Linked DNA regions of Homo sapiens: region 1 is linked to region 2. A link is a loop called in an ENCODE intact Hi-C map of the cell type or tissue named here. Cell type or tissue: heart right ventricle. All regions are shown on one strand. Each heading gives the region's core, and the rest is flanking DNA. Links, peaks and the distances in the headings are about the cores only. Region 1 overlaps MAP3K20 (mitogen-activated protein kinase kinase kinase 20). Region 2 overlaps MAP3K20 (mitogen-activated protein kinase kinase kinase 20).

Evidence for each region. A loop is a pair of places that touch in the nucleus more often than their neighbours do. Peaks named below come from ENCODE experiments on the same cell type or tissue, not always from the same donor. Only the 100,000 strongest peaks of a DNase experiment are listed, where the experiment ranks them.
Region 1: it touches region 2 in a loop (6-fold over the local background); 9 of 110 quality-filtered maps call a loop at or near these places.

Annotation. Positions count from the first base shown.
Region 1 is chr2:173,180,750-173,197,891 of GRCh38, forward strand. MAP3K20 (mitogen-activated protein kinase kinase kinase 20) reads left to right here. Exons shown (of 20, transcript NM_016653.3): 4 at 2,105-2,206; 5 at 6,809-6,874; 6 at 10,146-10,174; 7 at 10,291-10,428. MAP3K20-AS1 (MAP3K20 antisense RNA 1) reads right to left here. Exons shown (of 8, transcript NR_033882.1): 8 at 16,963-17,142. Among named protein-coding and RNA genes, the nearest start is that of MAP3K20-AS1, 93 kb to the right of the region's middle. RefSeq lists an enhancer at 10,806-11,387. In heart right ventricle, for the core only: no CTCF peak of the experiment used is centred there; no DNase peak of the experiment used is centred there; H3K27ac peaks cover 7,850 bases.
Region 2 is chr2:173,084,286-173,096,439 of GRCh38, forward strand. MAP3K20 (mitogen-activated protein kinase kinase kinase 20) reads left to right here. Exons shown (of 20, transcript NM_016653.3): 2 at 6,713-6,905. The coding sequence starts at 6,747. Among named protein-coding and RNA genes, the nearest start is that of MAP3K20, 15 kb to the left of the region's middle. In heart right ventricle, for the core only: a CTCF peak has its summit at 7,219 (motif pointing right); DNase peaks (open chromatin) are centred at 6,360 and 7,065; H3K4me3 peaks cover 3,258 bases; H3K27ac peaks cover 6,475 bases.

The DNA of each region.
Region 1 (17,142 bases), core at 3,914-11,913, 96 kb after region 2:
AAATGGATCATAAGCCTAAGTATAAGGGTTAAACTATAAACTCTCAAAAGAAAAATAGAAAATCTTCATGCTTTGGGGTTAAGCAAAGAGTTCTTAGAAATGATACCAAAAGCACAGCCATAATAGAAAAATTGAGAAATTGGAATTTATAAAAATTAACAATTTCTGCTCTTTGAAACATGATCTTAAGAGAATGAAAAGACAAATGACAAACTGGGAAAAAATATTTGCAAATCATATATATGACAAAGGACTTGTATCTAGAACTAAAAAAAATTATTAGAACTCAATAAAACAACCCAGTGTAAAAGTGGACAAAAGATTTGAATAGATATTTTGCTTAAGAATATATAAAAGGGGCTAATAGGCACATAAAAAGATGCCCAACTTTGTTAGTCACTAGGGAAATGCAAATTAAAAGCACTGTGAGATACCACTAGTGTTATACCCGCTACAATGGCCATAATCAAAAAAACAGACAATACTGCTGGGCACAGTCACATGCACCTGTAATCCCAGCTACTTGTGAGGCAGAGGATGGCAGGGAAGGACTGTTTGACAACAGGAGTTTGAAGTTTGAGACTAGCCAAGGCACCATAGCAAGACCCCTTTCTCAGAAAAAAAAAAAGACAATATCAAATGTTGGTGAGGATGTGGAGAAACTGAAACCCTCATACGTTGCTGGCAGGAATATAAAATGGTAGAGCCTCTTTGGAAAACAGATTGATAGTTTCTTTAAAAGTTAGACATAAACTTACCATATGGACCTGCAATATCAGTCCCTGAAATCTACCCAAGAAAAATTAACATATTTACACACATAGACATGTACACAAATGTTCATAGGAGCATTATTCGTAATAGCCAAAAACTGGGAACAATCCAAATATCTATCAACTGGGGACTGAATAAACCAAATGTAGTATATCCATACAACAGAATAGTATTCGGCAATAAAACAGAATTGAAGTCTTCTTATATGCTTACCACTTGAGTGAACTTTGAAAACATTATGCGGCCAGGCGCAGTGGCTCAAGCCTGTAATCCCAGCACTTTGGGAGGCTGAGACAGGTGGGATTGCTTGAGCTCAGGAGTTTGAGATTACCCTAAGCAACACAGCAAGACCTCATCTCTACCAAAAAAAAAAAAAAAAAAATCAGCCTCAGCATGGTGGTATGTGCCTGTAGTCCCAGCTACTTGGGAGGCTGAGGTGGGAGGATTGCTTGAGCCTGGGAGGTGGAGGCCACAGTGAGCCGAGATCAAGGCTGCAGTAAGCTGTGATCACACCACTGCACTCCAACCTGGGCAAAAGAACGAGACCCTGACTCCAGAAAGAAACAAAGAAATAAAGACATTATGCTAAGGGAATGATGTCAGACACAAGGAACAATTTGTATGATTCTGTTTATATGAACTATCCAGAAAAGGCACACTGGTAGAGAGAAAAAGCAGATTGTAGGGCTGGTGTGAGAGTGATGATTAACTGCAAACTGGCACAAGAGAACTATTTGTAGTGATGGAAAGGTTCTAAGACTGGATTGTGGTGGTGGTTGCCCAACTTTATGAACTTACTAAAAATCATCCAATAATATACTTATTGCAGGTGAGTTTGTGGTATGTAATTTATACTTCATTTTTAAAGGATTTTTCTCACTTTTTTGACCTTCTGTGCTTAAATTTTGAGAGCTCTTCTAAGTCCTTATGTGACAACAATTGATTTGTTTACACTGTCATTAAGCTGTCTGATTTATGCATTTAATATCTATCTCATAAGAATAACAACTTTTAAAGAAATACCTATTTATATACATACCTTTGTTTCAAATTTATTCTTCCAACACCTCTTTGGGTTTCTCAGTTCCAGCTAAATGGCTTTTGATTCTCAACTGAAGTTTACTATTCATTGTAAGTTACTGTCTTTTGTTTGACAGATATTTTTCTGGATGACATTAACTTTTAGAAACCACACCATGGAACAATTTTTTATATATTTTTGATGTCTTTTGTTAAATTCTTTAATGTATTTTCTCAATGAAAATATAAAGTCTTATTTCTGAAATGTATCTTGATTTTAATTATATGCTTATCTTTCCTTTTAAAATAGAATATGCTTCTCTGGGATCACTCTATGATTACATTAACAGTAACAGAAGTGAGGAGATGGATATGGATCACATTATGACCTGGGCCACTGATGTAGCCAAAGGTAATAATATTTGGTATATTCTTATAGAATTAGTGGGGTGCATTTTCCCCTCCTGAAATGGGGACTTAACATCAGAAAATGTTTTATTCTGTCTTTAGATGTTCTTTTTCCAGACCAAAAGTAGTAAGAATTCCACAGCTGATGGTACAGATAATATTTTAGGTCATTGCCTTTCCACTCCTGAATTCCTTTTATCTTCCTCTTAAGACTCTACTTTATTTCTATCCACGAAATCTAGTTGTAGCTTCAGGGCAGACATGTTTGTCATGTTTTGTGATATTATAATTGACTAGCTTGCTTGACACATTAAATGGAAAAATCATAGTTCTGTTGTTCTGAAAGTCTCTACTTAGACTCAGTATCCAGAAAACATGATTTATTGTAGGATTAGTTCTACTCATTTTGTATACATAATATGCTAAAAATAGAAACCACTTGCAAAAAAAATTTTTATTTGTCCTGCCATGTAAAAGCAATTCAGATTTTATTTTACATTTAATGTAAACTTACTTAGGCATCGCTGTTGGAATTAAATATTTTTAATACACCAAACCCCTAAACAAAGTGCCCAGTCTTTTTTCTCATACATTCTTGCATAGATGAATGCTTTCTAAAGCAATTCAAACTTCATTTATTTTTATCTTTTTTTTTTCCATTTTCCTAACTGAACATTTCTGGGCTTTATTTATAACTGTCAGAGTTGCTTTGGAAACAACTTCATCTAAATAATGAACACCGATAGTTATATTTGTATTCTAGCAACCCCTACAAAGTGTGTCTGAATTTTCCTGGGGCAATTAACTCCTCTACATTTTACTACTCCATTCTCTACAAGCATCTCTTTACAAAGCAAATATAATGTGATTTAGCACTCAGTAAGGGGAGCAACTCATACGTTGATTTCACTGTGTGACTTCCAAAAGTAGCAGTCTTTCCTTTGGGGAATTGTCTATTTTAAGTTTCATCAACACCTACCAAATTCTTCAAATAGGGAAAGTGAAAAAAAATTTTTTTTGAGTTTCATGCTAGATGCTGCTGCTGAATGATGCCTCATTACATTATAAAAATAATAAGCTCTGTGTTTAGGGTGGTGTACCTGAGACTTTATGTTAATTTGCTTAATTGTGTATTGATGCATCGGGCATCTCAAATCATGCTTAAACTTTCATATTCTTAAAGATATTTTCATGTAATATCATAGTGACTTCTCTGTATGTCAGTAGAACACAAGGACCAGCTCTCTGTAAGCAAGGTGATGTGCCTTTATTGGAGGCTGCCTGAGCATTGTGGAAATACCCTTAAATAATGTAAATGCATATATAGGTAGTACTTAACTTACAGCACATCACCTTACACACGTTTGCATTTAGGGTGCTCAGCCAGTTACACCCATGTTATTACTTTATTGGCACTTAGAATAGATAGACAGCAAACAAAACAGCTAACATCAGTCACTCTGCTTCCTGCTGTGCTCTACTTAAGCATCCCTGATTCCCAGCCTGGGAAACTCTTCTCCCTGCACCCCCTTAACCACATGCCACATCATCCCGACTGAGGGATAAGTCTCTTGGCTCCACATCAGCTGAGTCATTCTTGGTGTTTTCTCAAGAGTGCTAGTGCTCTGCATCAGAAGGGCAAGGAAGAGAAGGAATCGAATTAGGTAGCAAACTGGGCCTGGTGCAGTGGCTCATGCCTATAATCCCAGCACTTTGGGAGTCCCAGGCGGGTGGATCACTTGAGGCCAGGAATTTGAGATCAGCCTGGCCAACAAGGCGAAACCCTGTCTCTACTAAAAATACAAAAAATTAGCTGGGCGTGGTGGTGCACTACTCGCCTATAGTCCCAGCTCCTTGGGAGGCTGAGGCAAGAGAATCGCTCAAACCCCAGAGGTTTGCAGTGAGCCAACATCAAGCCACTGCACTCCAGCCAGAGTGAGACTCAGTCTAGAAAAAAAAAAAAAATTAGGTAGCAAACTGGTACCAGAGTTAAAAATAAGGAAGGAGAGGCCAGGCACGGTGGCTCACGCCTATAATCCTAGCACTTTGGGAAGCCGAGGAAGGTGGATCACCTGAGGCCAGGAGTTCAAAACCAGCCTGACCAACATGGAGAAACCCTGTTTCTACTAAAAATACAAATTTAGCCAGGCGTGGTGGCGCATGCCTGTAATCCCAGCTACTCAGGAGGCTAAGGCAGGAGAATCACTTGAACCTGGGAGGCGGAGGTTGCGGTGAGCCAAGATTGGGCCATTGCACTCCAGCCTGGGCGACCGAGTGAGACTCTGTCTCAAAAAAATAAAAAAAGGGAAGGAGAGAATGGGATTGGACCCACTGATGGTGTCCAAAACTGCAGATTAATAAAATCCCTTTTGCCTGTCTGGCTAATGTGTTTGACCTCAGGTGAGAAGAGTGAGGCAGAGAAGAGGCTTGTATGTTTATGGACGCAAGTAATACTTAACATTTAAAAATCCTTTAAGATGGCCCATTAAAAAAAAAAAATCAAGGCTTTAGGAATGACTTCAGCTTTCTCTGATAAGCTGGGTGTAGAACTTAAGAATTTAAGAGATTAAGTAGGAAGCCTTGATTTTTGTTGATTCTGTTTCAAATTCAGCTATGTACCTTTCAGTTTAACCTATGATTGAATCCACTGGAGCAATGATATGTTGAGAAATCAGAGAATGAATATTTTAAGCAAAGGTTGATTCATGCATTTTAAAATAGGCATTGCTCAGCATCATTGCTGTTGAGACAATATCTTCTCACAAAAAAGATTCTCTTCTTTCTAGATGTGAGGATAATGGAGGGTGGACCAGCAAGTATATCTGAAATTGCTGCAAGCTAATCAGCAATGCTTAAAAGGAACAATTAAAGCAGATAAACTCCAATCCAGTTTCAAAATGGTCACCACTCATTCCAGTTCTCCCCAAAAGTCTCCTCAGTTACACCTGCCAATTCTTTTTTTAAGGAAACCCTGAATGTACACCTGATGAAAGTATTTTTCAGCCTTCTTAATTGTTTGCAATAAATATAAGGCAGAATTATAGATGGATCTACAAAAACATTAAATAGAATTTTATGTGTGTGTGATGACTATTGTTTATATGAAATATTATTTAAATGTATACTATGCATCGTACACTAATACTTTATGGTACTTTTTTCTTATAATCTTCCATGAGGAAGGAAAGTGCCTATATTTAAAGCTTTTGTATTTGAGTCTTGTTTTTTGAAATCCTTACTTGTCAGCAAGTGTAGAAACTATCTCTACCAGTAATAGTAATTATACAGATTCTACCTGAAAAATTATTCAGGAATTTGATTCTAAAGCAAGAGAGAGGTAACTATGAAATCCAGTCATATAGATTATTAAATGCTACCCAAGTTGTAACTATTGAATTTTTGCAGTTTGAGGGATGTAGAACTTCTTATCAGAAGAGAAATTTCCTTTATCCCAGTTACATCTTATTTAAGATCACATAATTACTAATACTTGTGTTAACTTGACTCTTCAGTGATATCATTCAGTGATATCATTAAAAGGCAAGAGTTTAAATTTTCTTTGTCCTTTCATGATTCTTCAATATATCATAATTAAAATAGAAGAATAAAGATTTAAAAATTAACCTCTCTATATGCTTTAAAAAGCCTAAGCCTCTTATTAAATTATTTTCAATGCATTGTTCATTTTAAAAAGAAGCCTATTTGATTTGGAGGTGAGGGGGAGGCTATTTCTGCCATTAGTTAGAAAAAACAACTTGAGAAATAAAGAGGATATATTTTAGTAGAAAATCATCCTTTTTTTATTCTAAAGGGGTAGACAATACGTAAATACAGAAAGAGTCAAAAACTACTAAGGTGGTAACCATAAAATGTGTCTTTAAAGTATAATTTTATATTCAAAATAATAAAGCTCTATAAATATGATGGAAAGAATTTTGGAGTATGTTGAAATACAGATTATCTCAAAGATTTATCCTTGTAAAAGGAATGAAATACTTTGTAACTACTGTATACTTTTTTATCTGAAGATCATAAAATTATTTACCAACCGTAACTAATCAGTCCTCCCAGTTCTCCCCACCACTACCCCACATCCACTCCCAGGTCTTGTTGGAATGGGTACTGAGAAAAAGCCAAGCTGCAGCCAGGTAACCATAGACATCCAGAACTTCGGTAACTGGACATCAGAATCTGCAGTTGGGTACCTGCAGACAACCAGATGAAAACCACAAATTTTACTCAGAACTTTGGCAGATTTAGAAGGTAGTTGGTAGCGGAATACCTTAGTCGTGGAGCCCTCCTTTCAGTGGTTACTGTGCTATTTTCATGCAGACTGCAGAAAATTAAGGTGTCCTTATTAGGTATTGTAAGAAGCTAGATTTACCCACAGTCAAATTCCAACCTCTAAGAGATTAAAGCTTATAAATTTGACTTCACATATACATGTTACTAATGTAGACATATTCTGTTTTCATTTTATCAGTCATGGAAGAATAAGACATGTGAATTAGTTTCTGCTCTTGAGTTCTTTGAAAAACTATGAAAGGTAATACTGATGTAATGTTGAAAAATATTAATAGGCCTTTATTTCTTCTTGTGTGAAAAGGAATGCATTATTTACATATGGAGGCTCCTGTCAAGGTGATTCACAGAGACCTCAAGTCAAGAAACGGTAATGTAGTTATGTTTTTATTTTACCTATTTTATTACAAATTACATACACTTGCATGTAGAAATGAGCATCATTCTTTTACATATCTTTTGTAACCTACTATTGGACTCACTGCTGATACCATGGAAGCCTTTCTACTGTCAATAAATAACAAAAATCTCAATATTATTTAAAGAAGCTGCATAGTATTTCACTGTATAAATATAGCCCAGAATGTGGACATTTGAATTGTTTACATTTTTTCTCTGATAAGAAATGTTGGGCTTAATATTTCAGCCAAATTTTTCAAGACATCCCTAATTATTTCCCTAGAATCATTTTCTAAAAGAGATACTGCTGTGTCAAAGTATGCAGTCATATATTTTTAGTCTTCTATTTTTAGGTGGCTTTGTGCACTATCAATTTTGAATTTTGTTCTTGTTGCATCTGAATTGCGTGGTGTGAATTGTTGATGCCAGTCATGCCTGTATTACCTGGAGTAGTGCCCAGAAATGAGCCACATGATTGGAAGTTTGGAAAGTAAAGGCTCTCTTTTTCTTCTTTCTCTTCTTCTGTACTTTCTAAAGCTTATTTATGGCCCTGTATCTTATAATTTGGAGGGTGAGCATTTTAAAATAACTTGCAGGATTAGACATTACCTTCAAGTAGGAGTGGTAACAGAATGCTTCTTCTGTTACATCACTTCAGAGTTATCTGAGAAAGGCAGTAGCATTATAGCACTAGCTAAAGTAAACATCAGAGTTTGCCACTTTTCTGAATACCCTCCAATCAATTAATTATTTACATGCTTTCTAAATGCTCCTTCTCAGTAAGGAGGAAGCGAACTATCTATTTTTAGGAGATCTTTAATTAAAACGAGTATATGCTAATAGTGTGATCCTTAGAATGGGTGGTGATGACAAGTAGTGGAAGAGAACCAGGGAATGAATCGATCAGGTACCCTTGCACGTGCCTCAGGACTGTGAGGTTTGTGTGTGTGAGTGTGTGTGTGTTTAGCAGGGGGTGAAGGGATGGGGGCGGGGAGGGAAGTTATCAGCACCTGCCACTTATCAGTAGTCCAGGTTGGACCACCAATTTAACCCTGTCTGATTGTCCTTTCCTCTTCTAGGTTATCATGTATTCTTTGGTTCTTCTTAGACTTAAGCTTCCTGGAACTAAGCACTTTTGATATATGGTCAGCTAACAGGAAGTCATTAGGAAATAATCTAGGCTGTAGTAGAAAAGATCAGAGTTTTATGAATTTGTAAATTTTCAGTTCATGCTCAGAATTTCAATTTAACTATGTTATTTGACTTCAGTATATCTTAAATCTTCTACAAAAGAGGAATGATTAACTAAATTATGGATTTTTCCCTGCTATCATTATGAAGACTATATAACAATGGAGAGTGTCCCCATTTTAAAAAGTTACAGTTATATGTATTATAGTTACTAAATAGGAACACACATACACTGATATTGAAAGAATATAGACCTAACTTATAGCAATTCTTTTTCCCTTGGAAAGGTAACCAGAGTTTCACTTTCTATGTTATGTATTTTTATAATGGCAGTTTTTCTAGTGAGCACTTGTTAATCTTATAATGAGAAAGCTGAATATAAAATTAATAATATTTACATTTCTATTTGTAAAAGTTTGTAGCTTATTACTTATAGTACCAGGTTTACCCTGAGGCTATTTTCAAATATTAGATCATACAAAGATCATTTTCCCTCCTTGGTAAAATCATCAGTAACTAGTAAGTATTGATCATCTATCATGTTCAAGGCACTGCACGGTTTACAAAAGAAACATCTGAAACAGTTCTTCAGAACTTTATCCTTGGACTCATCTCCTCTTATGCTCTGAGTCTTGCACTCCCATAAAAGCCCTATTTACATATTAACACTCAAAAACAGATCTCAACTTCAAAACTATTTTTCTATCTGCTGATTAGACACATCCACATAGATATTTTTTAAGACACTAAAATATATTATGTCCAAATTAATCTTTTCATTTTCTCCCTAACCCCGAAAAATCATCCCTGCATTTCTTTTACTGAGTGGCAATACTGTTTGCCCAAGCCAGAAATGAGATAAATAGTAGTTACAGTTTAAAGCCAGAGCTCCTATTCTAACCATTAATCTGTATTGCTTCTTTATCTGATTTTATCCTTGAGTTCGCTTCCTTCTCCCCCAATATCCAGCCATTCATTAAGCCTAGGTGATCCTACATCCTAAATATTTTTTGACTCGGTCAACTTTTCTCCTGTCCTTTGCCACTGCCTTAGTACAGATGTCCTCATCTGTCTCCTGGACCACAAAACCTTGAGTGCCAAGTGATGCCCTTGCCTCCAGGTCTATTCTTCTCTGACATAGTCTCCCCTCTGCACCTTTGCTCATTTCATCCCTCCACATAAAATTGTTCATTGGCTTTCTCTTTCTCTTCTTGACCTGGCACCTACCTTCCAAAATTGCCATACATTTTTTGTCTGCTCCTGAGTTTTTGCATAGGCTCTCTCTTCTGCCTAGGAAACTACTTTCCTCCCTCAGCTCTCCTCTTCCTGGTTAACTCCTGTGTTTTTCAGGTTTTAGCATAAGCATCATTTCTTACAGGAAACTTCATCTGACCGCCCTCGACACAGATATCATTGTTCTTTGGCTCTATAGTATTGTTTCTCTCATCATGGAATCTATCCCAGTTTGTTGTAGATGTTTATTTAATTGTCTCTCTGATAAGAATATAAACCCCCTGAGAGCAAAGACAGTGGCAGACTTGCTTACAGTCCTGTTCCACAGCATTATACATGGCGTTACCCACAGTAGCCTCAGCAAATATTTATTAAATGAATGAATGTATGAACAAGTGAATGAATGAATATTCTCTCCACCTTTAACAAAAATCACTCAGTTGGGAGGAAACCATATATATAATATGAAGTAGTAAAGCTAATGACTACCTCAGTATCACATTGGCAGTACATGGGCAGAACCCAGGTAAAAATTTGGTTCTCCTAACTACTACTAATTTGTGCCTTTCTTACTGGACAGTACTGCATTTGGATAAAACAAGTGTCTCAGAAGCCTTTTTAATCAGTACCTAATGGAATTAAGTTTTTGTTTTAATGTCAGCCCCCTTTTGCAAAATCCTCAATGCTGTAAATACATTGATTTCACCTTTCATAATCCCATATTGAAGACAGAAATAGAAGTTTATGGTTTTTTTCAGTAGAAGACAGCTCAAACAAATTAGATGATTGTCATAATTTATCCTTTTTTCTTTTTTTAGTTGTTATAGCTGCTGATGGAGTATTGAAGGTAGGACTATTTCTTTTACTTAAAAAAATTGTTAATTTCAGATGTAGATTTTTGTAACTGATAATCCCTTAATTAGCCAATAAGTAGAAAGTTGACACTGATTCCTGTTTTCTCAGATCTGTGACTTTGGTGCCTCTCGGTTCCATAACCATACAACACACATGTCCTTGGTTGGAACTTTCCCATGGATGGCTCCAGAAGTTATCCAGAGTCTCCCTGTGTCAGAAACTTGTGACACATATTCCTATGGTGTGGTGAGTTCATTTCTCATTTCTTGTTTACTAAGGGAAATACAAAAAGCAAACACTCAAAAGAAGAGAGATACAGTTTAACATGGTTTTATTTTTATTTGAGACTGTACTGCTGGTGGAATGCCTAAAGCAGCACCATTGGAGAACGCTTCCTAGTTGCCAAAATGTTTAATCATTTTTAATCATCGGAGTTATTTTGTCCTGTGTTGAGAAGAAACCAACACCACTTCCAAGAAACAAATTAAATGGAATCCGAGATAGTGTTGGGCTCCGCTTTGCCTGTGAGAATGATTTTTTGCAGGGTGGTAATGTGACTGTGGACTCTCTCTGTAATTTCAATGGAAATGTGGATCATTTGGAACAGGACTTCATTGTAATGGATTGCTTAAACAGTATAAAATCACCAATAGATCTGCCAAGCGAGTTAATTACCAGGAAACTTTTGAGTCTCAACTATTAAACTGATTCATCGGTTTCTAAAAGTCCAAAAGAAAATGTACTTAGCACTTACCAGATGACCTTGTCCATGTCTGCTGCCAGTCTTAGAGTAGCAGTGACTATCTGAAGCGTGACTCTAAGGCATTACATAAGAATCACAGCAGAGCCACATAGAGAATAGACTAATGAGGGGGTGGAGTGCTCAAGGAAGAGACCACAGGAATGAATCCGTTAAGGAGCAGAAGCTCCTGGAGGAGGAATTTGGAGATGGGCCATTTCCTGAGGAATAGGTTATACCTGCATTATCAGAGAGAAGGAAGTGGAGTGGGAGAGTTCTTTGCTGGAGGAAGGAATTCATTTGTTGCCTTTTGTTGAGGATAAACTTTTCCCTAAAATGTTACGTATTCTTTAAAAAGTCCAAAATAGTTTTGGAATTCCCTGTCTTTACATCTCATACTGCCCTGCTATTTATACTATTATACTGCCCTGCTGTTTATACTATTACTTCCTAAAAGGGCATTTTCATAGTAATGGGTAAAGAAGCAGCCTGTTTTAGGTCCAAATCAGCCTGTCTCTTCGTCCTGAACTTCTGTGTTTTCTTACTGCAGGTGGTAGCCAATGACACAAGAGGAGATTCACGTTGTCAGACCTGTTTTGTTTTGTTTTGTTTTCTTTATTCGGTCTCTAGGTATTTAATGCTGGCTTCACAGGTTTTGGACTTGTTTCAGTGACTAGCTTTTTGTAAATCATAACACATCCTATGTATACCAAATTAATAAAGATTAATTTTGTTAGCTATTGAAAAAATCATTTCAAGAATGAAATATGTTTTTGACCGAAGGCTAGAATTTTAAAGGTCAGAAGGCAAGAGTAACATCAGGCTTAATACCTGATATCCAAAAAAAGAAAAAAAATCAATACCTGATATCCCTTGATTCTGGTTTCTTAAGAATGAAGACTATAAGCTATTACAGTGATCAAATATTTCTCATAAGTTTCAGAGGAGACTAGCTTATAAAACTGGTCTCCTATGTCAAATGTTACTACATTCTAACCATCATACATTCATCTGTGGGATATTCTGAAAATGGGGTATTTGTAGCAATTTAAGACTCTTTGTAAGATTGTTTTCTCTTGTGAAAGTGCATTCCTTCATTTATAACCAAACGTTTATTTACTGAGGCACACACCACCTGAGAGTAATTTAAATTTTTCTTAGCCTGCTTGTTGGGAACGGCCTCTCGTTTTGTCCTGTTGAAATAGGAACAAGCAAACTTTTTCTAGAAAGGACCAGATAATATATATTTTTGGCTTTGAGGGCCACTTACAGTCTCTGTTGCATAGTCTTCATAGATGCCATAGTTGGCTTTTTGTTTCTTACAACCCATCAAACATGAAAAAGCCACTCTGTATTCTGCAGCAGGCCATCGTTGCGGGCACCTCCCTGGAACAAGAGGGCTTGGGAAGATGAGCAGCGTGGTTTAGGAACGTGGCTTGACCGTTCAGAGTGGCTCACCAGGAGCCCACTGCTCCCACTCCTTTAATGTGCATGTGTATATAAATGTATATAAACATGTTTGTTGGTGTTAGGTATATATGTATGTTGGTTATAGTTATTGTAGACTGTTACAGCTTTTAAATTGTTTGTCACATTTATATGAACTAGAAGACTTTTGAGGTTCATTTTTGCACTTATGAGTCCACACACATACAGTGCTTTTACTTTTAAAATTCTCCCCAAGTGTTTGAATTTCCTTATCTCAAAAATTTTTGACCTTAAGACACAACTATACATACATTGAACTTTTAGCCTCAACATTATTTCATATATGAAAACAAACTTTATGCTGCCTTCTTTCAAAGCCTTACAGTTGCCAGGGCTTTGGTGTGAAATGCCCCCCTCTGCTTTTCCTGAGATGAAGTACAATCTTAGTACCAGTAGCCAAGCACAAATTCCTTTTCACACATAAACTATAAAAGATGTTAAGAGTGACTTCTGTTTGGAGAGCTTAGGATTTTTTTCCTGTATCATTTTAAAATCTCTTCATACATTCCACATTGACCCCATTTCTTAAACATAGTTTGAGTCAACCTTTCTGGAGCTGCACATTTTCAGTGTTTTTTATTAAAAATCTTTTCACTTAAGAAACTATGCACCACATTTCAGTAGAAGGGCTTGAACACGTCTCTTTGTGGATTAGCTTTTCTCTCTACTTGTGTGCTGACCCTACCTTTGCTTAGTTTGGTTTGGTTTTGGAGGGATTTAACAAATGCTTAACAAACCATCCTATGGAGTAATTTCACTTACTGAAACAAACTCGACCACCAGCCACTGAGCATTTCCAGTGTTGCTCTGTATTTACACACTGGATGTTGCTCTGCAGAACCTGTCCACCCCATCATGTGATGTGGAATATCAATTCTGCATTCATGCTAGAGCCTTCCCTTACCTGGTGGAAACAGAAATGCCATTTCAGTGAGTGAGTCTATTTTAAAACAGCTTCTGCTGTGTGAGTCTTGAAGACAGAGGTTTGCTTGGAATGCTGGTTTGCCTCACAGAATGTTGTGTCAGCAGAATTCCATTCAGAAAAGTGTACAGATGCTAATTTAATTATAAACAAGAACTCAGGACTGTATAGGTTGATGCAAAAGTAATTGAAGTTTTGCCATTTAAAAGTAATGGCAAAAACTGCAATTACTTTTGCACCAACCTAATATTTAATTCTGACCTCTTCTCATTCTGTTTGTTCTAAATAAACACCATTAATGAGAGAAAAAATACGAGGTATGCTTTCCAGCGACTTTTTATTTAAACAACCACAGGTATTTTTTTAATGAAGAAAGCATTATGTGTTCAAAGTAGATGTTATAGAAAAGAGCAGGTGAGGATAGTTGTTAAGGTTGGGACCATGTTAGTTTTAGAAGTTTGTGGTCCATAAACTTGGAAAATGATACCTATTTTAATTCAAAATGTGGTTATTTTGAATTTTTTATGTCTTTTCAAAAATAGGTGAGTAGCCAAGACTCCTTTGTCAGTAGGAGCATTTATTTGCATTAAATATCCCATTGTTCATTGGGAGTCTGTTCTGTTCATTGAAACCCCCTCTACACACAGCAGTCACATACAGATGAATAAGACCATTAAAAAAAAGGTTTTTTTTTTAAAATCCACCCAAAAAACTGCAATATATTTTTGCTTTTTGTTTTTCTAATTTTTTAGACTGCTGTAAGAATTTAGCCCCTACTACTCCCAAAACCACCAGCCCTCCCCAGGTTGATAAACCTTTGTTGCTTCTTAACAAATGGCAAGACTCACTAACCTTGTACTGCCTTAAAATAAATGTGCTGTGAATGCCAGAAGTGGATTTTATGATCCTTGCTCTTAAGCTGGTAAACTTTGCTAGGGAGGCAATTGTTTCCCTCCATTTTATGAGAAATGAGATTTTTCTACCCTCTTATGAGAACTCTTGGAGGACTGAACCTGGAAGAGTGTTTAGTATGTTATCCACAAAAAAAGAAAAGCAAAAATCACTGAAAGAATAAGCCTTCTGAGAACACAAGGCCTAGCCTCTCTTTAAAAAAAAAAAAAAAAAAAAAGCTATTCTAATGACAATGCAGAAAGGATTACCTTCTTAGAAGCTTCTCAGCCAAAACCAGCCTTGAAAACATAGTGGCTTAAGAGACAGCATGGCTGCCTGGCTTGTCTGTGAGCACTGTTCCAGAACAAGCTGGGCTCAGGTAATGGCTTTCTATTGTTTGGAAAAGAAAGGGCAGAAAAAGTACGTAGTCTTTTCCAAGTTTCTATTCTGTAAACTGAAAACATAAATTTTCCTTGTGAGCACAGTTTAAATGTGAGGACGTCTCAATATAAAATGAGTCGGAAAATATTTTTAAGGTGAAAGATCACAATAATATTTGGCCTGAATCCTCATAACTGGTATTTTTAGGCATCATTTAATATATTTTTAGACCTCCAAGTGACTTCCTCAGTAAAGTTACTTTTGTATGCCAAATGTTATTTTTGTTTAGTGTGGAAAAAAAAAGCTGATGTCCTATCTTATACCACCTGCTTTTTGATACATCCCCAAATCCAGGGAATTAATAAAAGGAAATCATGAGATGTGCTGATACTGGAATTAAACTAAAGACCTCATTTGGGCTTCAGGACATAGCAGCTAATGACCCCACCTCAGACACTTTTACATCCATCAAGTAACTCCCTCAGCTGTAGTAGCTCTTCAGAGACACAGAGGGAGTCAAATGGAATTGGCTTATTTTTTTCTTTATTTTTCACGGTTAGAGCTCTCAGAGAAATATAACTTAAATTTTATTAGATTTTGGACATTTTCCAGCAGAATATTTTGGAATCAAGAATGACGTAAATGTTTTTCTGGTGTTGTCCCCCCAAACTCTTGGATTTGCAATTTACTTCACAAAATTCAGTCTGTGCATGTGTGCACACATGTACACGGCGTGTTTATCATACCTGCAGGCCAAACTCAGAAGAGGCACTGCTCATCTGTGCGTTTGGGGGTCTGGAGCGTTTGATTTATTGGAGGCTAACTCCCTGTTCCCATTCTCCTTAGGAATGCCACATCCATTAATTTACTTGCCCTTCGTATCTTTTCCCCTCCCCAGCCCTAGCCCCCTGTGGAGTGGTAATTGCAGCCAAATGAGGGGCTCCATTTCCTGCTCAGCCCTCTTGCTGCCCAGCCTCCCTCCCTGTGTAGGTCAGGGTGATTGCATACCTGTTCTGTCACCCTTCCTTTACGTGTGGTGTTCACTAGAATTGTCCCCTTGTGGGATGCCCCTTACCTTTTCCTAATCACTTGTGTGACTCAAATAGAATTATTCAGTAGCTCCTCTAAAGGAGTACCTTACACACTTGATTAAAAGCCCAAAGAGGCTTCAGTGAATTTTTTTTCTCCTGCTTGAGCAGCATCTGCCAATTTCCCTGATTTTCCTGCTAATTATCTTCGTATTAGCCAGAATTCATTTACTGTGTTATGGTTGAAATGAGACTGAGCACTGGCTGAGGAAATAGTGGATATGGAGTGAAAGGTTTCTATGATTTGCTTGACTAGAGAGTATGTGTGCTCCATCTACGTTCCTATTAGAAATGAGCTTTTGTTTTTAAAACAAGGGAAATCTGAGTCGAAGCCACTGGTTCTCTTCCTGCTTCTCCCAGGGCGCCATACCTAAGACAGGGCCTGTCGCATTCTCTCAAGTACTGTCACTTTCCCTTCACTCACATTAAAAGGAGTCAAGAGCCTGACCTTTGGGGTGAGCCAGCAGGTTCATAGTCTGGCTCTGTCACTGGATAACTGACTGTCTTTGGGCAAGTTTTTTTTTTTTAACTTTTTAAATAGTTACCTCACCTATAAAATAAGGGTAAGATGTATCCAGTAGGATTGCTATTAATCATGGTAATATATGAAAAGGGCATCTGGAATATAATAAGTACTCAATAAGCGGTGGTGGTTTTTATTATTAGGACTATTACTGATAAAACTAGAATTGTTTTTGCACTTTACAGAGTATTGGTAGACTCACATTTTTGAACTCCATTTGTATAAACAGGGAAAAGTAACATAGTATACAAATCTCCATTACTCAGTGTTTCAAGAGAACCCAAAATCAGCAGTATTCCTAGCATCAATTTGCTTTCTTTGGGCATTCCACTCAGATTTAATAATCATACTGATCTCAAGAACTGCACAAAGATGAACACACACATAAGCTCACTTTCACATAGTCAGCTTATATGTATAGAAAGTGTTTATTACATCTTAGAGTATGGTATAATAGATTATATTGTAGGTAGATGAAAATAGATCCCTTAGACCGACTCATTTTGCGGGAGATTTCTCCAAAATCTAAAATGTAACTTGTAAAATCTAAATATTACAATTTTGCAAGTATCTACCATTGTGGGGTAGGTAGGTTAGCCAGTGATTTGGATTTGGGGCTCAGTTATTTTTGATGAGACCATTATTGAACCTTTTAAAATATTGTTGAATTCCCAGTTATTATTTCCTAGACAAATGTATCAGAAATTGAAGGTAGAACGAGTTTTAACTAACAAAATATACAATCTAATTTGTGAGAACATAAAAATTCTGATAATTTATGAGATGACATTAAATCAGTCAGGCCCATTGGTTTCATAAAATTTTAAGTCTGGCTCTAGATGTCCTAATTTCTAAACCAGGTTTTTTCTTTATAAAAAAGAACGTAAAAAGTATTTAATATATAGAAGAAGTTGTGTGCTTAATTGTT
Region 2 (12,154 bases), core at 4,155-12,154:
GTGCAATTGACTGTGCAGCAGATAATGTCTGAAAGAAGACCGTGGTCACTGGGGAAGGAGGGGATGCTCCAGCACCCTACCAAAGTGAGTGCTATCATTGAATAAATAGATCTTAGCAATGCTAATGTCCAAAAAGTGCAAAAAAAAAAAAAGAAAAGTATTGTGTTTTAGCAATTTAAATACATTATGAAAAAAGCTTAAAAGAAATTATAATTACTTACTAATAAGATCTTTCAGAAATGACAAAAACCAAAAACGGCAGTTAAACAGAGGAATGAGAAAGAATTAGAAAATAGGCAAAGAGAGGGAAAGGATTCAGGGATCAATAGCACCTTTATTTGTTAATAATTGCTCTACAAAACTAAGAGATATAATATAAAACAATTCTGAAAATGGGGAGAGGAAAGCTATTGAGAGCATACCTGACCATAAAAACTGAAGGAATAGATGGCTAAATATGATATCAAGGGTTATTAAAATAATGAGAAAACCATAATTTCCATTAATTGCATGTATACCATATACTAGGCACTGTGCTCACGTATGCACTTTCACAGCACTGGTATTATTGCCAGTGAGAACAGTGAGGTCAGAGAGACACAGTGCCTTGCCCAAGTAGCTAATAACAGATCTGCTCATAGATCTCTCTAGTAGGGGTCTTTACCCTGAATCATGCTACTTCCCTGTTGAAATATCTCTTATTTGGAAGTGAGATGTATCAATGAAGTCAAATACTATGCAAACTTGATAACTTTGGGGCTATCAGTTTTGTGACATTGAATGGAAAAGATTTGAAATTTTTTATTTATGCATCTGGAAATGCCACAGTCTGAGAAAAAGTGATTTGTTAAAGTTACCGAGAGGTGGAGGGAGAGTTCAAACTCCTATCAATCTAATTCTAAAACCTTGCTTTTTAACATTAGAACTGTAGTGGGGTCATTTTTGTTTTTAATTTGGGGCAAAAGTAACAGTGAAAAGGTAAATGACTTATTTGAGGTCAACATGGATCTGAAAAATCAAGAAGCAAAATAGAAGGTCTGTGAATAGAGAAACTTAAGTCTATTTTTTTGGACTAGAAGATTGAAAACTTTAAAAAGTAAAATAATTCTTTAAGATTTCCTACCTTCTTATGTTTCCACTTTTCATAATTAGGTGATGCTGCTATATATGCTTTCAGCAATTTGGTTAATAGTTAAATGTTTTTGAATTTTAATTTAAGGAAAACTTTAAATTAAAAATTTTTTGACATTCTACTCAAGTAGTGAAATGATTGGATTCAACCACCAAATTATTGATTTTCAACATTTACAGAGTTGTGATGCCTTATTTTACTTTGATTTTTGTGACATTTCTGCTCTAACTTACCCTTCAGTATTGTATGGTAGATACTTAACATTTAAAACAGCTTTGAGAGTTTATAAAACAACAGTTAGAATCCTACAAAACTAAAACTGAGCATTGTTGCGTGGAGCAAAATTGCCTTTTTTGTGTAAAAGCAATTTTTTTTTTTTTTTTTTTTTTTTTTTTTGAGATAGAGCCTTGCTCTGTTGTCCAGGCTGGAGTGCAGTGGTGCGATCTTGGCTCACAGTAACCTCTGCCTCTACGGTTCGAGCAATTCTCCTGCCTCAACCTCCCAGGTAGCTGTGATTACAGATGCACGCCACCATGCCTGGCTAATTTTTGCATTTTTAGTAGAGATGGGGTTTTGCCATGTTGACCAGGCTGGTCTCGAACTCCTGACCTCAAGTGATCCACCCATCTCGGCTTCCCAAAGTGCTGGGACTATAGGCGTGAGCCACCGTGCCTGGCCAAAACAATTCTTTTAATGCAGTGAGATGAAAACGTTGGATTTGATTTGATATACCATGTAAATAAATTTATATAGATGACTTTTTATTAAATTCTGGTATATTCATTAAGTGGAGAATACATTTGAAAAATTAGAACATAATTTAATCAAGTAGCAGTCTTCCCCAACACGCTTTAAATATAAATAACTAGCACTCAGATTTTTCATTCTTCTCGTCATAAATTGATCCCCTTAGAAAAATGATTCTTAAAGGAGAGAAAACTCAAGGGGAAAAAATATATATATGGTTTAACTTTCATGTATATGGGAGTGGAAATCTCAACCAAGTTTTTCAGCTACATCCATGATGCTTTGCCAAGCTCACTGGAGTTAAACCTGTACTCACATACCCTAGATTACTAGTTTATTCGGTATTCAGATGGAACTTAATTTTTTATGGTTTCAATAAAACATTCAAGTAATTGGATAGTTCCATTCACAACTAGCCAGTTCCCAAAATGGCATGGTGTATCACAAAATAGCAGTGATTCTGTGAAGAACCTGGCTAGTTGCCTCCTGTCAAGTGGTGAAATCCTGGAGAAGTGTGCTTCTCAAAGGTCAGCCTTTTTCTGGCACCCTTAGGTCAGTGTCAGTTGTGACTGATCCTGTCTCAGTTCATCCACATTCCCTGGGCTTGTTCTGCAGCATAAGGCTTACATGAATTCATACTGATCTCATCCTGCTTCAGACCTCTGCCTTTGTTTTGGAAAGGATTTCTCTACTCCTCCTTCTTCCCTGACCCTGGGATTCAGAGGGACCCAGTACTGAAAGTCCCAAATACACTCTCCGAAGAAGCCTAGGCAGCAGTTTCCAAATCAGGATTTGCTTCAGAACCCTCCGGGGCACTTGTAAAAATTACACACCTTAAGTTTTACATGACTTGGTTGAAACCTTTCCAGCTACAAAAGGTATAATGGAAGAATAACCAGAAGCTATTTACTCACTTATTCAACAAATGCTTTTTTAATGGAAAAGCTGCCTAACTGTGTACTTGGCTGTGTAGTAGGTGCTGAGGATCCAGATGTAAACAGAACTGAGTTTTGACTTTAGGGAATTTATAGTCTGGTGGGAATTAAGTGGGAAAGATAAATGGGTAAAGAAAGGTGCTGTGGCACATGAGAGGGAGAATTCAGCTGTGCTCAGGAGACTCAAAGAGGTGGTCAGGGATAGGAGTTTGCTGTGCAGAGAAAAGTATTTGAAGCAGAGACACTAGCCTGTGTAGAAATGTGGAGATGTGAGAGGTCAGTGTATATTGGGAAGTGCAGGCAGTTCCTCGTGTGTGTATGGGAAATGAGATGACATGAAGTCAAAGTGGCTATAAGTGGTAAATGAATAACACAAGAAACTTTCTTGGAATTAGAATACATGAGTTACAGATAGAAAGAGTTCACTGAGTGTCCTACCAATGAATGAAAAAGACTCATTCCTAAACATATCCTATTAAAATTCAGGATTCCTGGGATCAATAGAGGATCCTAAAAGCTTTCAGAGAGGAAAAAATAATATAAAAATGGTTAATAATCAGTAACATCAGACTGCTCAGTAGCCACATTAGAAACTAGGAGAAAATGAAGTAATACTTTCAAAATTATATGGAAAATCATTTCCTACCTAGAATTGTATGCCCAACCAGGCTACCAATCAAGACATTTTAAGATATACAGATTCTCAAAAAATTCTATTCTGTGTGTTCTATTCAGGTAACTAATGGGAGATATGTGTGTCATCAAAACAAGGGAGTAAACCAAGAAAGGGAAGATGCGAAATCCAAAGACAAGGTTCTCACAGAGGAAAAAGGTGAAGGAAATTCTTAGGATGGTAGCCAACAGGAGTCCCAGTCCAAGTCAGGCCTAGAGAGCAACCATTCCAGCCAGACTGAATCAGGATGAAGGGCCTAGAAGGAGTGTCTCTAAAAACAATAGAACCAAAGAGTGAAAAAAAAGAGAAATTACTTGTTTTAATTTTATTGAGAGGAGTTTTGCAGCTCGTGGGAGAGATTAATGGGGGGAATGTGTTAGGAGTGTAAAAAGCTAAGCAAACAACAACAAAAAAGCAAAAACAGGGCAACTGATAACTCTAAGAGAATCCAAACGTTATCCAAGAAAGGAAATGTAATTATTGAATCCTACATGGCACTGCTGGGAATAATGTTTACTTTGTTGGATTACTGTAAACACTGACTATTGACTTAACCAAATGTTACAGTACGGTTGGAAGCTGGGAGGTTTGGGCAAGTATGCCATGCTTGCATGCATGGAGGTAGAGGGTGATATATGAGAACTAAATTCTTGTCTTCCACAGAAGTTAATAGATAATATCTAAAATGGAAAATCAAGAAATAGTAATATAAGCACATTCTTTAGAAATACAGAGTTCAGTGCCAGAAGAAAATGCTAAAGGAGTTGAAATTAGTTGCGTCTAGAGAGTGGGAATTGGGTATGGGGAATGGGGAGACAGGAAACTTCTATTTTTTATGATAAGCTTTGTAGTTCAATTTCATTTTAATGCTTTTATAAAAATAATTAACAAAAATGTAAACCTAGTGTCTGTAATGCTGAGGGAACCTTGCAAATGGTGTTTGACATTTGGTTGAACAAACTTTTTAGCTTGCATACTCTATATACCTACCCTTGGCAACATTCCTGAATTTTATACAAATTTTGTTCTTTTCCATGTTTAACTAAATAGGAATTACAAAAAAGTTGGTAACATAAACTGTTGATTCACATATGTTTATAGACTATATTTGGATACTATGATCTTTCCCTCACTCATATTTTTATGTGGAGTGTATCTTCTAAACTTTAGAGGATGAACAAATAACCCTTCCTCTTTCTCGCCTTCTCCCCAAAGTAGAGCAGCGTTTGACTTCATGTGAGAAATCAGCATTCTTCAGTGACCTGATTTTCCTGAAATGGGATGGCTAGCCAGCTGCATGCTAAGATCTTTGAGCTGCCTGTGCACTTCACTCAGCAGAGCCCCAGGCTTTTTATGGAGAAATGTTGCCAGTTTATATGGATACAAACCAACCCCTTCTACCTTTTTATTTAAAAAAAAAAAACTCACAGAAGAATGGAAAGAGTAGTAAAATGTCCAGATACCTGTCACCTAGATGTGCCAGTTCTTAACGTTTTGGCACACTTGCTTTCTCTCTCCCTCTCTCTATTCCTATGTACTTTTTTGGATGTGTGTGTCGGGGGACAGGGATGAGGACTGAACCATTTTAAAGTAAATTATAGACATCATACTTTAAAATGGCTACATGCATTTCCCAAGCAATACATCCAAGGACATCCATCTATAAAGCAAAAATACCATTATTTGCCATGGATAAAATAATATCATCTAATTTATAGTTAATATTTAGATTTCTCTAATATCCCAATAATATTTTCTATAGATTTTTTTATCCAGAATCCAGTGATCATAAATTATATGTAGTCATCGTGTTTCCCTTTTTTTTTTTGAGATGGAGTCTCGCTCTGTTGCCCAGGCTGGAGTGCAGTGGCACTATCTCAGCTCACTGCAACCTCCACCTCCTGGGTTCAGGGAATTCTCATGTCTCAGCCTCCCAAGAGCTGGAATTACAGGTGTCTGCCACCACACCTGGCTAATTTTTGTATGCTTAGGGTTTTGTCATGTTGGCCAGGCTGGTCTCGAACTCCTGACCTCAAGAGATCCACCTGCCTCGGCCTCCCAAAGTACTGGGATTACAGGCGTGAGCCACCACATCCAGCCTAGTCATTGTGTTTAAGTTTTCCTTATGCTAGAAGTTTTTCTGCAAAAAACAAACAAAAAAAAACTTTCATGACATTCATAATTACAAGGAGCCTAGGCCAGATGTTTTGTAGAATGTCCTAGAAATATAGATTTGTCCCTCTTAAGGTTTTGGTTTATACTTTTTGCAAGAATAGTATAAACCACATAAAATAGTACACATGGGATAAAATAGTACACAAACTTTTTTATCCACTAATTTTAAGCATTTTATGTAGGTTCAAAATTTTAACCCAATTTTAGTCCAGTTTTTGTGTTTGTAAGTCTCACTAATCTATGGTTTGGCATACAGTGTTAACAATGGCCACTTACCTGGAGAATAGTAAAACTCCTTAGACTGTAGGAAAGATCACTAGAATAATCTCTGGGAGGGGTAATACGTTTCTTTGGAAACAAGCATAATATTTTTTAACGTCCTTGGCAGTATTCTTTCGATGACTTAATATATTGTAATCAAGGGCAAATTTTTTCTACTCTTTAAGTTTTGTTACAGTATACAGTCCAGAGAGCCACTTCTGGCAAACAGTCCAGCTTTTCTGTCATCCCTAACCTGAAAGTTTGTTTTTGGAGTCAACGTTTATTGTGTGTTCAGTTTGCAGCCGTTTGGCTGTCTGTGTACCAGGATGCTCGGTGGCTTAGGTTGTGTATATTTTGTGTGAAGTGAGTGCAGCGTGGAGAGGTGGCATGCCTCAGATGCCAGGGGAGCTATGCAAGCTTGCTGTGGAAAGCATGCTTCCCGTCTGTCAGGGCTTCCTGAGAGGAGACCTGGTGACACAGTAGCCTTTCGGCAGAGCTCCTTGGGATGAGTAGGAAGTGCTGCTGCAGGTTTTGTCTGGGGGATATCTGAGCCATTTCTCTGTGGGCAGCTGTGTTTCAAAGTCTGGGCAGGTTGTTGTTGAATTTTGCGTGGGCTGCCAGGGTGAGTGTTTTCGAATTGTTTATAATCTTGCTTTTCTTCTTCCTAAGTCACCGTGACTTTCTGGAAGTTTCACAGGACTCGTTCATGATATATTATCTAAAGTAGGATTCAGAGGATTTAGCCTAATATATTTGTAATTCAGCTTTTCTTTTTCTTTCTTTCTGCAGATTTTGTGGAAGTATAATACTTTGTCATTATGAGATGTCGTCTCTCGGTGCCTCCTTTGTGCAAATTAAATTTGATGACTTGCAGTTTTTTGAAAACTGCGGTGGAGGAAGTTTTGGGAGTGTTTATCGAGCCAAATGGATATCACAGGACAAGGAGGTGGCTGTAAAGAAGCTCCTCAAAATAGAGAAAGAGGTAAGGTCTTTTCCAGCTGACAGAAACAGTCACGATACCATTTATGTAAGCTTTTTCAACCTCGAGTTAGAGGGTCACAGGGCTGCAAGAGACCTAGCAAGGCCTTTGGGACTGATCCACGAGGCCGTTTCCCAATTTCCATTCTGGGAGCCCCATAAATAGAAATTATTGCAGCGTGTGCTTTAGGGTTGAGTTCTACTAGGGGTCAGCTGAAGTAAGAGGATTTCTTTCCAGGGCATGAAAGACCAAATGTTCTCTGAGCTCTCCTGGAGGCAGAGGTGAGATTTTAGACCTTCCCAGGGTTCAAGCTTTTCTCTTCCCTGGGCAGCCAAGAGGGGTCGGTAAAGAGTAATGTGTGAAGTTTTTATACCCTTTCCATTTTCTCTGCTTGAACTTCTGGTCATCAGCAGTTGTCTTTTAAAAGATAAGACACTGTTTTTTTTAACTGAAATATGCAGTACCTGTTTCTTGGATTTCACCTCTACTTAAGGCTAACAGTGATGGTCTTTGTATTATATAGAATTAATAGGTGCCAGACAGAGAGCTGTCCTCCTAGTAAAATCAGAAAAGGGTCTTGGCTTTCAGAGCCTGGGATTTGTGCTGGTCCTAGTTGAGCTCAGAGTTCTTAGAACTGTCATCCTTCTCAGGAATGAGATATAACATGGTTGTCACATTCAGTTTGGTACCATGAGAATAAAAGTAATTACAGAGCTGACCTGCAGGGACTCAGCAGCATTGATAACTTCAGCAGCGACCCTCTGGAGCTGGTTTTGGTCATTTCTATTTACGCCCTGTTTTGGCAAATTATTGTTCAATATCTTTTTAAAGTGAACTTTCCCATAAATATCCTTTAATCTCCCTGAATGATTTCATTTTTTTCATTAACTGCTGCCAGTGAACCATAGCAATTGATTAGAGAAGGAAACCCAAATGGTAGCACTTTGTGAGTTTCCTCCCAGCGGTGCTGTGTAATTGTGTGATCACCAGCTGTGTTTCCAATTGTTGAAGCCAGGTTAGAAGGACTGAGAGATCTCTGCCTTGGGGAATCTATAGGTTTTTGGAAGACATTAAGAAAGGAGAGCTTTTAAAGCCCATCCGTACACAAAACAGAAAGGTACTGGGTATGAGAAAGTCACTTTCCCTTTCCCCCATTTCTCAATCAATAAAAATTTTTAATGGTAGCCAAGTAATAAATCCATGTCTTACCTTGGACTGAACCTAGCCCTTTTAGCTGATCAATTCTTTAAGTCCTTTATAGGAAGCATTATTGTCCCCATTTTATGGATTGGGAAATAGAGCTTTGCGAAATGTATTAAGCTGCCCCAGGAGGGGCAAATGAAATCCAGGAGGCTAGAACCCCTGTTCTTTAGTTTTTGACTCTGAAACCTCTAATTGACCAGGTACGAAGAGAAAACTAAACCTGCTCCATCCATTTATAGTCAGTTATTTATATATATGCTAATATTTTAGCTTTAGATTGTACAACTTTAGTAAAAGGAACATGTTCTTATATGATTGTTCGATGTGAAAAAGATTTTATGAGACATGAAACAGATTTTGATAGGAAAATATTAATTGTAACCCGTTCACTCCACTCCCCCCTCCCCAAGGATACCTACATAATACCTTTTCTTCTATTCTTGGGAGAGCCAGGAAAATGACATAGGAAAGTGCAGGAGTGAAAGCAGGAATTGGAAACTGCCAAATCCTGCTTTCGTGCAGGTATTTAACATGAATGTAGGTAATTCAGAAATTGAGTTGATTCCAGTAAACTGTAAGAGCATAACTCATAAACCTGTAGGTAGGAAAAACAAAACCTCCACTTTTGCTTTGGGGCTTAGTCAGTGATTATGAGTGATAAAGAGACACAGTAAATTATGGCAAAGAACCCCTATTTGTACTGGAATAACATGAGTTTAAGACATAAAAAGTTATGGCGAGGAGTTGACAGTTACTAGCAAGGAAATATACATTTCTTATGTAAATAATTGTTATGCTTTATGAAATGTGTGTTGGCTTCTGGCTAGGTGTTTTCTAAGTGATAAGATAAAGGTAATAAGCCCTGGATTTTTTCCAAATTTATAGATCCAGTTCCATGTCACTTGGTTGTTTTTTGCCAATGAGTTTTAGAAGCAATGGAACACTTAATAAAATGTTCGCAGCTCATTTCATGTGACTCTTTAAGAATGACTTAATATTAGACTAAATATATGTTCTATAAACTTAGCAAAATGTAGAGAAAATATATACCAAACTCTAACTTTGTTTATGTGAGAGGAGAAAGGAAGACTATTTACTTTCACTTTATTTGCAGACCTCTAGTGTAGTGAGTATGTACTACTTTTCTCTGTTTTAGTGGGTATACTACTACTTTATTTAAAAACAAAAAAGAAAGACTGTATTTACTTAAAATCTCTGTAGTTCTTTAAAACTTTATTTAAAAAAATTTTTATATACCCAAAGGACTATAAATCATGCTGCTATAAAGACACATGCACACGTATGTTTATTGCAGCATTATTCACAATAGCAGAGACTTGGAACCAACCCAAATGTCCAACAATGATAGACTGGATTAAGAAAATGTGGCACATATACACCATGGAATACTATGCAGCCATAAAAATGATGAGTTCATGTCCTTTGTAGGGACAAGGATGAAATTGGAAATCATCATTCTCAGTAAACTATCGCAAGAACAAAAAACCAAACACCACATATTCTCACTCATATGTGGGAATTGAACAATGAGATCACATGGACACAGGAAGGGGAACATCACACTCTGGGGACTGTTGTGGGGTGGGGGGAGGGGGGAGGGATAGCACTGGGAGATATACCTAATGCTAGATGACGAGTTAGTGGGTGCAGCACACCAGCATGGCACGTGTATACATATGTAACTAACCTGCACAATGTGCACATGTACCCTAAAACTTAAAGTATAATAAAAAAAAATTTTTTTAAACCTAGAGAACAATTAAAAGAATACTACTATGAACTCTAGTACGTTTTATTCTTCCCCTACACTCACCATTTAGTAACATTTTACATTTGCTTTTTCTCTATATGTTATTGATTTATATGTATTCATATATATTGTATGATTTTTGCTGAACGATGAGAGTACATTACAGATGCCATGTACCTTTATCCCTAAATACTTCAGCATCTCCCAAAACACAACCACAGTACAATTAACAAATTCAAAAAATGTAACAATGATAACAATAATGTTACTTGTTATACAGTCTATATTCACATTTTGCCAACTTTTGCAATGCGAGCTTTTGATGGCAATTTTTCCAACCCAGGATCCAATCCAGGATCGTATATTGCATATAATCGACATGTCTGTTTAGCCCGGCTTAATCTGGAACAGTTTCTCTGCCTTTCTCTGTCTTTTAAGACGTAGACATTTTGGAAAAGTATAGGATAAGTGTTTTGTATAATGTCCCTCATTTGGGGTTTATGTGATTTCCTCCCCAGCCCCCAGCCTAGTCAGAGTTTATGTAGTTTTGGCAGGAAAACTACATAGGTTGTGTGTCCTTGGTGTGTCTTAATGGGTGTCTTGTGATGTTGGTTAGTCTCATTATTGATGATGTTAGTTTTGAATGCTTAGTTAAGAGGGGTTTACCCAATTTCTCCACAGTACAAGAAAATACCTATTTTTCCTTTGTAATTAATAATTAAGCTATTGGTAGATACTTTGAAGCTAAGTAAATATCTTTCCTCAGCAAACATTTACTAATGTTTTTAGCATCTATTGATGATTCTTGTTTGGATCAAATAGTACTATAACAGTTTACTGTGCAGAAAGTAAAAAGTTCTAGCATAAGTGAGTTTGCCCTTATTTTTTCCTTTCTTCCTTTAGTCAACCATTCATTCATGTATTTATTGTTTGATCGTATACTTAAAGACTTTTTGGAATTCAGAATGTTATAATCCATTAGTGTTATTCATTTTCATGCTTAAACTATCCCAAATTTAGCAAGTAAGAGCTCTTTCCAGCTGGCTCTTGTGTCCTTTTGGTATGTCGCTGTCATTTTTTTATGATTTTCTTACTTCAGGCACAAAAAGATGTACTAGGCTCATCTAGTTCCTGTCTCATTCCTGGAGTCAGCCATGTTTTTGAGAAGCCCTGAGTCAATATACCTGATTTTGGAGTATATTATTTAGGAACCAAGATTTGGGTACTAGGATTGTTTACTTTAGACTTTTTTAAAAAGAACATTGTCTTTTTGACAGAAATTATGGTTACAGAGAAATTTTATTCATGAAAGCATTTTATTTGAAATGTAAACTCATGGCTCTGGTTAGCTACATCTGTGATACACTGCTATTAGGAATGTAAATTGGTAAACCTTTCTGGAGAAGAGTTTAGCAAAATGTATCAAGAATCTTAAAATGTTTACTTCTTTGGGCCAGGAATCTTGCTCTGGGACTTAATAATCAGAGATGTGCAGAAAGATGGATATAATTATAGGATTCTTCTCAGATGTATAACAAGGAAGAATTGGAAATTACAAATTACGTTGCAGCTATATAATTGATTTCTCTTCCATTTGGAAGAACATTTAGAAAGCAAGGAAAATGCTCATTGTATAGTGCTAAGTGGTGAAAGGAAGTTACAAAACATTATATACAATATGATCCCAGGTATAGGTTTTGTGTCTGTATGGTGCTTTTATTTTTCTTATACTGTACCTTGTTTTTCATATTTTCCTATGATGATTTTACATTTCTTTTCCCCGCAACATTTTATTGTGAAAAATTTCAAACATAAAGAAAAGGTGAAAAGGTTTTGTAGTAAATATTTGCATACCTACCATCTAGTGCCTATCATTAATATAAATACTTGCGTTATAAGATGTGTATGCAGCTATCTACCCTTCCATTCATTAATTCATTTTGATACATTTCAAATAAGTTGCAGGCATCAGTGTGCTTCTCCTTAAACACTTCATCCTGTATATTGTTCCTAGAATTCAGTATGTGTTTGCAGTTTTGTTTTCTTCTGGGATAAAATTTACCTCAAGTTTTGAGAAATGTAAATACCACATGACCCACACATTTACTTTTATAATCAGAAAAATTCAATTTAAAAAAGTGTAGCTGTGGCAATGTATGTCACTCTCTTTTTTTCTTTTTTCCTTTTTTTTTTTTTGACACAGAGTCTCGCTCTTTTGCCCAGGCTGGAGCGCAGTGGTGCAATCTCCGTTCACTGCAACCTTTGCCTCCCGAGTTCA